Regions from separate parts of the Homo sapiens genome. Here region 1 is linked to region 2. Evidence: read pairs that join two places in POLR2A ChIA-PET (ENCODE). Cell type or tissue: PC-9. All regions are shown on one strand. Region 1 has its middle 21 kb from the start of TP53BP2. Region 2 overlaps CAPN2 (calpain 2).

Evidence for each region. Peaks named below come from ENCODE experiments on the same cell type or tissue, not always from the same donor. Only the 100,000 strongest peaks of a DNase experiment are listed, where the experiment ranks them.
Region 1: POLR2A ChIA-PET joins it to region 2 with 13 read pairs; 2 of 35 experiments call an interaction of 5 or more read pairs at or near these places.

What each region holds. Positions count from the first base shown.
Region 1 is chr1:223,864,448-223,869,447 of GRCh38, forward strand. It overlaps the pseudogene ACTBP11. Among named protein-coding and RNA genes, the nearest start is that of TP53BP2, 21 kb to the left of the region's middle. In PC-9, no CTCF peak of the experiment used is centred here; no DNase peak of the experiment used is centred here.
Region 2 is chr1:223,716,226-223,721,225 of GRCh38, forward strand. It overlaps CAPN2 (calpain 2), which reads left to right. Exons shown (of 21, transcript NM_001748.5): 2 at 1,537-1,606. Among named protein-coding and RNA genes, the nearest start is that of CAPN2, 6.2 kb to the left of the region's middle. RefSeq lists enhancers at 2,199-2,368, 2,534-3,381. In PC-9, no CTCF peak of the experiment used is centred here; DNase peaks (open chromatin) are centred at 2,036, 2,776, 3,476 and 4,916; H3K4me3 peaks cover 810 bases; H3K27ac peaks cover 5,000 bases.

The DNA.
Region 1 (5,000 bases), 150 kb after region 2:
GGCCACGTACATGGCTGCCGTGTTAAAGGTCTCAAACATGATGTGGGTCATCTTCTCACGGTTGGCCTTGGGGTTCAGGGGGCCTTGGTCAGCAGCACGGGGTGCTGCTTGGGAGCCACACGCAGCTCATTGTGGAAGATGTGGTGCCAGATCTTCTCCATGTCGTCCCAGTTGGTGACGATGCCGTGCTCGATGGGGTACTTCAGGGTCAGGATGCCTCTCTTGCTCTGGGCCTCGTCACCCACATAGGAATCCTTCTGACCCATGCTCACCATCACGCCCTGGTGCCTGGGGCGCCCCACCATGGAAGGGAAGATGGCCCAGGGGTCATCATCCCCTGTGAAGCCAGCCTTGCACATGCCGGAGCTGTTGTCAATGACGAGCGCCGCGATATCATCATCCATGGTGAGCTGGCGGCGGGTGTGGACAGGCTGCAGAGCAGCGAGGGCAAGGCTCTGTGCTCACCTGGCAGACATGGTCTTGGCAGTCCATCATCTAGGTTTTAAGCCCCGCATGCATTAGGTATTTGTCCTAATGCTCTCCCTCTCCTTCACCCCCACCCTGGAAAGGCCTCAGTGTGTGATGTTCCCCTCTCTGTGTCCGTGTGTTCTCATTATTCAACTCCCACTTATGAGTGAGAACACACAGTGTTTAGTTTTCTGTTCCTGTGTTAGTTTGCTGAGAATGATGGTTTCCAGCTTCATCCATGTCCCTGCAAAGGACATGAACTCATTCTTTTTTAAGGCTGCATAGTATTCCATGGTGTATATGTGCCACATTTTCTTTCTCCAGTCTGTCATTGCTGGGCATTTGGGTTGGTTCCAAGTCTTTGCTTTAGTAAATAGTGCTGCAATAAACATACGTGTGCATGTGACTTTACAGTAGAATGTTATAACGCTTTGGGTACATACCCAGTAATGGGATTGCTGGGTCAAATGGTATTTCTGGTTCTAGATCCTTGAGGAATTGCCACACTGTCTTCCACAATGGTTGAACTAATTTACACTCCCACCAACAGTGTAAAAGCGTTCCTATTTCTCCACAGCCTTGCCAACATCTGTTGTTTCCTGACGTAGAATCGCCATTCTAACTGGCATGAGATGGTATCTCATTGTGGTTTTGACTGGCATTTCTCTAATGATCAGTGATGATGAGCTTTTTTTCATATGTTTGTTGGCTGCATAAATGTCTTCTTTTGAGAAGTGTCTGTTCATATTCTTCACCCACTTTTCAATGCAGTTTTTGTTTTTTTCTTGTAAATTTGTTTAAGTTCCTTGTAGATTCTGGATATTAGACCTTTGTCAGATGGGTAGATTGCAAAAATTTTCTCCCATTCTGTAGGTTGCCTGTTCACTCTGATGATAGTTTCTTTTGCTGTCCAGAGGCTCTTTAGTTCAATTAGATCCCATTTGTCAATTTTGGCTTTTGTTGCGATTGCTTTTGGTGTTTTAGTCATGAAGTCTTTGCCCGTGCCTATGTCCTGAATGGTATTGCCTAGGTTTTCTTCTAGAGTTTTTTATGGTTTCAGGTTTTACATTTAAGTCTTTAATCCATCTTGAGTTAATTTTTGTATAAGGTGTAAGGAAGGGGTCCAGTTTCTGTTTTCTGCATATGGCTAGCCAGTTTTCCCAGCACCATTTATGAAATAGCGAATCTTTTCCCCATTGCTTGTTTTTGTTAGGTTTATCAAACAGCAGATGGTTATAGATGTGTGGTGTTATTTCTGGGGTCTTGGTTCTGTTCCGTTAGTCCATATATCTGTTTTGGTACTAGTACCGTACTGTTTTGGTTACTGTAGCCTTGTAGTATAGTTTGAAGTCAGGTAGCATGATGCCTCCAGCTTTGTTCTTTTTGCTTAGGATTGTCTTGGCTATACGGGCTCTTTTTTTGTTCCATATGAAATTTAAAGTAGTTTCTTTTCTAATTCTGTGAAGAAAGTCAATGGTGGCTTGATGGGAACAGCATTGAATCTATAAATTACTTTGGGTAGTATGGCCATTTTCACAATATTGATTCTTCCTATCCATGAGCATGGAATTTTTTTTCCATTTGTTTTTGTCATCTCTTATTTCCTTGAGCAGTGGTTTGTAGTTCTCCTTGAAGAGGTCCTTCACATCCCTTGTAAGTTGTATTCCTAGGTATTTTATTCCTTTGTAGCAATTGTGAATGGGAATTCACTCATGATTTGGCTCTCTGCTTGTCTATTATTAGTGTATAGGAATGCTTGTGATTTTTGCACATTCATTTTGTATCCTAAGACTTTGCAGAAGTTGCTTATCAGCTTAAGTTTTTGGGCTCAGACAATGGGATTTCTAAATATACAATTATGCCATCTGCAAACAGAGACTATTTGACTTCCTTTCTTCCTATTTGAATACCCCTTATTTATTTATCTTGCCTGATGGCCCTGGCCAGAACTTCTAATACTATGCTGAATAGGTGTGGTGAGAGAGGGCATCCTTGTCTTGTGCCGGTTTTCAAAGGGAAAGCTTCCAGCTTTTGCCCACTCAGTATGATATTGGCTATGGGTTTGTTATAAATAGCTCTTATTATTTTGAGATATGTTCCATCGATACCTAGTTTATTGAGAGTTTTTTGCATGAAGGCATGTTGAATTTTATTGAAGGCCTTTTCTGCATCTATTGAGATAATCATGTGGTTTTTGTCATTGGTTCTGTTTAAGTGATGGATTACATTCATTGATTTGCATATGTTGAACCAGCCTTGCATCCCAGGGATGAAGCCGACTTGATCATGGTGGATAAGCTTTGGATGTGCTGCTGGATTTGGTTTGCCAGTATTTTATTGAGGATTTTTGCATTGATGTTCATCAGGGATATTGGCCTGAAATTTTGTGGAGTTTTTTTGGTGTGTCTGTGCCAGGTTTTGGTATCAGGATGATGCTGGCCTCATAAAGTGAATTAGGGAGGAGTCTTTCTTTTTCTATTGTTGGGAATAGTTTCAGAAGGAATGGTACCAGCTCCTCTTTGTACCTCTGGTAGAATTCGGCTATGAATCCTTCTGGTCCTGGGCTTTTTTTGGTTGGTAGGCTATTAATTTCTTTCTCAATTTCAGAACTTGTTATTGGTCTATTCAGGGATTCAACTTCTTCCTGGTTTAGTCTTGGGAGGGTGTATGTGTTCAGCAATTTATCTATTTCTTCTAGATTTTCTAGTTTATTTGCATAGAGGTGTTTATAGTATTCTCTGACGGTGGTTTGTATTTCTGTGGGATCAGTGGTGATATGCCCTTTATCATTTTTTATTGTGTCTATTTGATTCTTCTCTCTTTTCTTCTTTATTAGTGTAGCTAGCGGTCTATTTTGTTAATTTTTTCAAAAAACCAGCTCCTGGATTCATTGATTTTTTGAAGGGTTTTTCATGTCTCTATCTCCTTCAGTTCTGCTCTGATCTTAGTTATTTCTTGTCTCCTGCTAGCTTTTGAATTTGTTTGCTCTTGCTTCTCTAGTTCTTTTTTTTTTTTTTTTTAGACAAAGTATCACTCTGTCCCAGGCTGGAGTGCAATGGTGGGATCTCGGCTCACTGCAGCCTCCGCCTCCCAGGTTCAAGCTATTCTCCTGCCTCAGCCTCCCAAATAGCTGGGACTGCAGTCACCCGCCATCACGCCCAACTAATTTTTGTATTTTTAGTAGAGACGGGATTTCACCATGTTGGCCAGGCTGGCCTTGAACTCCTGACCTCGTGATCCACCCGCCTCAGCCTCCCAAAGTGCTGGGATTACAGGTGTGAGCCACCGCGCCTGGCCGCTTCTCTAGTTCTTTTAATTGTGATGTTAGGGTGTCAATTTCAGATCTTTCCAGCTTCCCAATGTGGGCATTTAGTGCTGTAAATTTCCCTCTAAATTCTGCTTTAGCTGTGTCCCAGAGATTCTGGTACATTGTCTCTTTGTTCTCATTGGTCTCAAAGAACTTCTTTATTTCTTCCTTCATTTCGTTATTTACCCAGAAGCCATTCAGGAGCAGGTTGTTCAATTTCCATGTAGTTGTGAGGTTTTGAGTGAGTTTCTTAATCCTAAATTCGAATTTGATTGCACTATGGTCTGACAGACTGCTATGATTTCCATTCTTTTGCATTTGCTGAGGAGTCTTTTACTTCCAAGTATGTGGCCAGTTTAAGAATAAGTGCCATGTGGCACTGAGAAGAATGTTTATTCTGTTGATTTGGGGTGGAGAGTTCTGTAGACATCTATTAGGTCCACAGCTGAGTTCAAGTCCTGAATATCCTTGTAATTTTCTGTCTCATTGATCTGTCTAATATTGACAGCGAGGTGTTAAAATCCCCCACTATTATTGTGTGGGAGCCTAAGTCTCTTTGTAGGTCTCTAAGAACTTGTTTTACAAATCTGGGTGCTCCTGTATTGGATGCATATATATTTAGGATGGTTAGCTCTTCTTGTTGCATTGATTCCTTTAACATTATGTGATGCCCTTCTTTGTCTTTTTTGATCTTTGTTGGTTTAACGTCTGTTTTATTAGAGACTAGGATTGCAACCTACTTGCAAGCAAAAAAAAAAAATGCTTTTTTTTGCTTTCCATTTGCTTGGTAAATATTCCTTCATCCCTTTTTTTTGAGCCTATGTGTGTCTTTGAACATAAGATGGGTCTCTTGAATATAGCACACTGGTGGGTCTTGACTTTTTATCCAATTTGCCAGTCTGTGTCTTTTAATTGGGGCATTTAGCCCATTTACATTTAAGGTCAATATTGTTATGTGTGAATTTGATGCTGTCATCATGATGCTAGCTGATTATTTTGCACATTAGTAGATGCAGTTCCTTCATAGTGTCAATAATCTTGTATTTCGGTGTGTTTTTGCAGTGGCTGTTACCAGTTTTTCCTTTCCATATTTAGTGCTTCCTTCAGGACCTCTTGTAAGGCAGGCCTGGTGGTGACAAAATCCCTCAGCATTTGCTTGTCTGGAAAGGGTTTTATTTCTCCTTTGCTTTTGAAGCTTAGTTTGGCTGGATATGAAATTCTGGGT
Region 2 (5,000 bases):
CTGACTTTTCTAGAGAGGCTGCTAAAGGCATTAGAAAGTTTCTGAAGTATAATGGAAAAACCCTGCTGGAGTAAGTGCCTGGCACACTCAGGATTATCAGTGTGATTCTTTATAATAAACAGGCTCCCAGCACCAAGCCCAATCTATTCCATCAGCTGGATAAGAGCTCTCTGGCAGGCCTTGGGCCAAGCTGGCTTCCTTTGCCTCAGCAGAAGAGCATTCTGATTCTCTCTGCCATCCCCAAAACTGACAGGAGCAGAGAGAAACAAGGCAGAGGCATGAAGGGAATGTCCTCTGCGGCAGATGGTGCTTCCGGAAGAGCTCCCACAATCTGAGCTAGAATGAACAGGGGCTAGATCCAAGTCTCATATAGGCATACTTCTGCTTGACAGAGTGGGCATGCCGAGGGCCGTTGGGTGGAGGCAGGCGTGTGCAACCCAAGCAGACATGAGACGCAGCTCCTTCAAGGCAAGGTTGCCTGAGCCCAGAGAGGCTCAAATTTGTGCCCCAACTTCCTCTGTGGCTTTTGGGTGGGGCTCTTCAGAATCGAAACACACTCAGAGGGCTGCTGAAAGGGCTAAGAAGTGTTCAAGGTTGGCTTCCATCAGGCTGCTCATGACAATGGCCCCTGAGGTTTTAACACCCTTGAACGCTTGGTACTAAATCAATTAGAGGCAGGGCAGGAGCAGAAAGAGTTGGCGCATTTGATCAGTAAGTTCCAATGCCAGTGCTGTCTATTATCTGTGAACTGTGTTAACTTTGGACACGTCACTTCACCTTTTTGAGCTGTTTCCTCGTCTGTAAAAGGGGGATAATACCCATTCCATGAGGTAAAGCTTTGAGCACAGTCTCTGATGTAAGCAGGTACAGAATATATAGATGCTGTAAGTTTCATGGTCCCATGGAAGAATTCAAAAGGGTTAGATCCCGCCTGCCCTCAAAAGGGTATGTGTTAGGAAATCAGAGTAATACCTAAGTAGTAAATTGCAGAGTCCAGAGACTCTGGGACTCAGACTTGAAGGGATGAGTGAGGATTGGACTAGGACGACTTCACGGAGGAGGTGACAATGAGCCTCAAGGTATGATGCAATATGGAAAAGGAGGGAAGAGAGTGGGAAAGGAAGGAATTTCATGCAAGCAAAACAACTTGCATGCAGTAACAGAGGAGAGAGGATGCTAACCCAGTGGATAGGGTGGCTCTAGAGTGTGGATGGTCTCCACGTCTGGCAGAAAAGGCTGGACTTGCTGCTGTGGCCCCCGGGACACAGCACAATGAAGGAGGCTCCAGGCAGTCCAGAGTGTGCAGGGTCCAATGCCTGCCCTTCTCAGACAGGACCACCCATCCACCCATCAGGGCCCAGGGAGCAGGGGTCAGAAGGACCTCATGACACAGAGTTCTGACTGTGATGACACACTTTCCCCAGAGGGGAGGGGAAGGGGAGAAGGGGTTAGAAGACCCCACTGAGAATGGAGGCATCCTAGCTGCAGAAGCACCTGGCTGGTAGGCTAACAGCACTTTGTGGGTCTCGTTCCCAGGAGATCTGCGCTGACCCCCAGTTTATCATTGGAGGAGCCACCCGCACAGACATCTGCCAAGGAGCCCTGGGTAAGTGATAGATTCAGAGCAAGCTGGGGGATCTTGTCTGTAAGGCTGTGGGTGGAAGAGATGAGGGACAACCTGTGGCTTCTCTCCCTTCCCAAGCAGCTTGGCAATTTCTATTTGCAGAGAAGCTCCATGGAATTTCTTGGCCCTAGCGGGCAATGATTCTACCCTCAGCCCCATGCTGGGGCACACAAATGAGGCCTCCTGTGTCCCCTGCACAGGGCTAGTTGCTGAGGTTACAGAGATGCTGCCACTAGGAGGACCAGGGGGCTTCTGGATGTCAGCCACCCCTTGGTATGCACCTCCTGGAGCCAGCATTACCAGTGGTTCACGAAATACACTCTGGGCAGAGGACTAGGTGGGAGGACTCCCCCAGACCAATGACAGCACTGAGACATCAGTTCTGTGAGGTTCAGGAACCAGGGAAGGTGACTCAGTGTAAAGAAAGAGGAAACTCTAATGCTCGCTGCTGAAGGAAGTTATAGTACCAGGGCATTCTCAGTGTTTGCAAGACAAGCTCACCATGGTATCACAGTTGTAACGCTCATTTAAGTAAAATGAACTGGAGTAGCTGAATTGTCCAAAACCTTGCTTTCTGGAGCCGAGTTCAGATTTGTTTCTGGAGATAGTCCTTGTTGAAGGTTTCAACCCACAGGGTTCTCCACCTTTAGTATGAAAATTCCCAAAGCTTCTAGGAAGTCCCAGCAATGGGGCCTGGCGCTGTTATCTAAGATTCTCATAGAATCTGCCCTCAATGTTCTTTTACTCATAATAAATGTGGGCCTATAATTACTAGAGCAGATTATTTGCTCTGATAAACCAAAAATCTATTTTCTGCCATCAGCCTCAGCTGGCTGGCTCCCCAGACAAGTTCATCAGTAGCAAAATCAGTCAACTAGAGTTGTACCTCCTGTCCTCACCCACCTAGCAGAGGTTCTGTTACTCATATACTCCTAATACCAGCTGATAACAGCTAATATGTATCTCTAAGGCACCGTGATTATTCCCATTTTATAGATGAGGATGCAGAGGTCTTCCTACAGCTAAAGTGGTGGCTGGTACCCCTGACCCCAGGGTATGTTTAATTCCTGAGCTAGACTCCCTAAGACGGGACCTGGAAAATTTTCTAGCCCTGAGGAATGTCAGAGCATCATGTGAATCATTAGGACAGACAGACTGTGAGGAAGAACATGAGCTGGGCGGGAAAGTTTGTCTGAGCTCAGGCTCTGCAGATTCCTGAGATGCCAGAGCACATTCTTACCTGCAGAAAACACTCCTTTCATTTCTTTTCTTCTCGCCCCACAAAAGACAGAAGATAGAGGTCCTTGAGCACCCAAGGCGGATCCTCCAGGAAAATCTATTCATTAGAGAAAATGGAATTGATGGAAACTTTGACCAACCCCGGGGGCTTTAGAGAATCCAGAAACAGCCGGCGCAGTGGCTCACATCTGTAATCCCAGCACTTTGGGAGGCCGAGGCAGGCAGATCACCTGAGGTCAGGAGTTAGAGACCAGCCTGGCCAACATGGTCAAACCCTGTCTCTACTAAAAATACAAAAAAATTAGCTGGACGTGGTGGTGGGTGCCTGTAATCCCAGCTACTCAGAAGGCTGAGGCAGGAGAATTGCTTGAACCCAGGAGGCAGAGGTTGCAGTGAGTAGAGATGGCACCACTGCACTTCAGCCGGGGTGACAGAGAGAGACCCCATCTCAAAAAAAAAGAGAGAGAATCCAGAAACAAACACAGCAACTGCCTAACATCTGCTTCAGAGTTTAACAACACCTTAAGTGCCAAAGTGTAAGCAACAAATACATGATTTAAGTCCTGTGTAAATACCACTGGGCCAATTGGAGAGGAGATAGCAAAGGTTAACATTCCTGGGAGAAATTTCCCTCCCAGGGGAATTATAAACCAGGTGAAATGTAAACCTTTTAAAAATTTCTTAGTAGCTAGTCTGTAATTTCTCAGGGGTGTGTGCGTGTGTGTGTGTGTGTGTGTGTGTGTGCGCGCGCGCGCGTATAATGCAGTATTGGTCATTTTGTTCTTTCAGCCTTTTATTTTGGAGGACTCTAGTTAGATCACAATCTGTGAAATGTGGTATACTGTACTCTCACCCTGATTCTGGCACCTGGCCAGCGGGTGCTGATGGGGCCTTGACCTTCACCAAATCCCAACAGCCTCACAAGCACCAGGAACAGAGGCCATGGCAGTGACACTCTGTGACATGGCCAGAGATATGAGCCTAGACTCAGCTCTGTTGGTAGTCCGAAGACTGGGCAAGTAATTACCTGGAACTTCCATCTGGAACCTCCGTCTCTTCCAAAAACGGAGAAGGAAGGAGGGTAAATGGAGTGACCTCAGACACCCCCTATGAGTTTGTATTCAGCTATTCTAAAGCCATTCCCGGGTTTCTAACCAGCTACTCCTCATTCCTTGTGCTAGAGGGTTAGAGCACTACAAGATCATCCTTATTTTCTCTCTTTCTCTCTTTTTTTTTTTTTTTTTTTGACAGGGTCTCACTCTGTTCCCCAGGGCTGGAGTGCACTGGCAGGATCTTGGCTCACTGCAGCCTTGGCCTCCTGGGCTCGAGTGATCCTCCCACCTCAGCCTTCTGAGTACCTGGGACTACAGGCACACGCCACCACACCTGGCTAATTTTTGTATTTTTTTGTATAGACCGGGTCTTGCCATGTTGCGCAGGCTGGTCTTGAACTTCTGAGCTCAAGTGATCCACCCACCTCGGCCTCCCAAAGTGCTGGGATTACAGGCGTGAGCCACTGCGCCCAGCCAAGATCATTCTTTTATTACACACAGAAGGAGTAATAACAGTACCCATCACCTGCATAACAGTATGCAATTCATAGAGCATTTTTTCACTACAGTATTTCATGTACTCATCCCAAATCTAAAGTAAATATTCTCACCTCACTGTACAGATAAAAAAAAACTGAGCCACAGAGACGGGAGAGTAAGTGTAAAGCCACACAGCTAGTAATTGCCAAAGGATTGAACCCTGGTCTGATTTTGAATCCTACACTCTTCCTAACCCATGCTCCCTCCAATTTGCCATAGTGCTGTGCTGAGGAACCATTCTCAGCAAAATTCATCTTCTCTACCTGCGCTTTCTACCCTGAGCCTTACTCAGTTCCCCCAGGGAACTTGGGCAGGTGACATTCTTAGACTTGTGCACTTTGCAACGCCCTGCCCTGTTTACTGTGCTGCCCAGCAATGTTTAATCCACAAACACCCACGCTCCTTCCCAGAAGGCTCAGCTTCCAAGCTTCACCAAAGTCATTTAAACCATGTTTACAGAGCTGCTCTCACCAAGAGCCATCTCCATTGCAGAATATAGTTGTGTAAGAATTGATTCAGCAGAGAAAAATCTGCCCTTCTGGAGG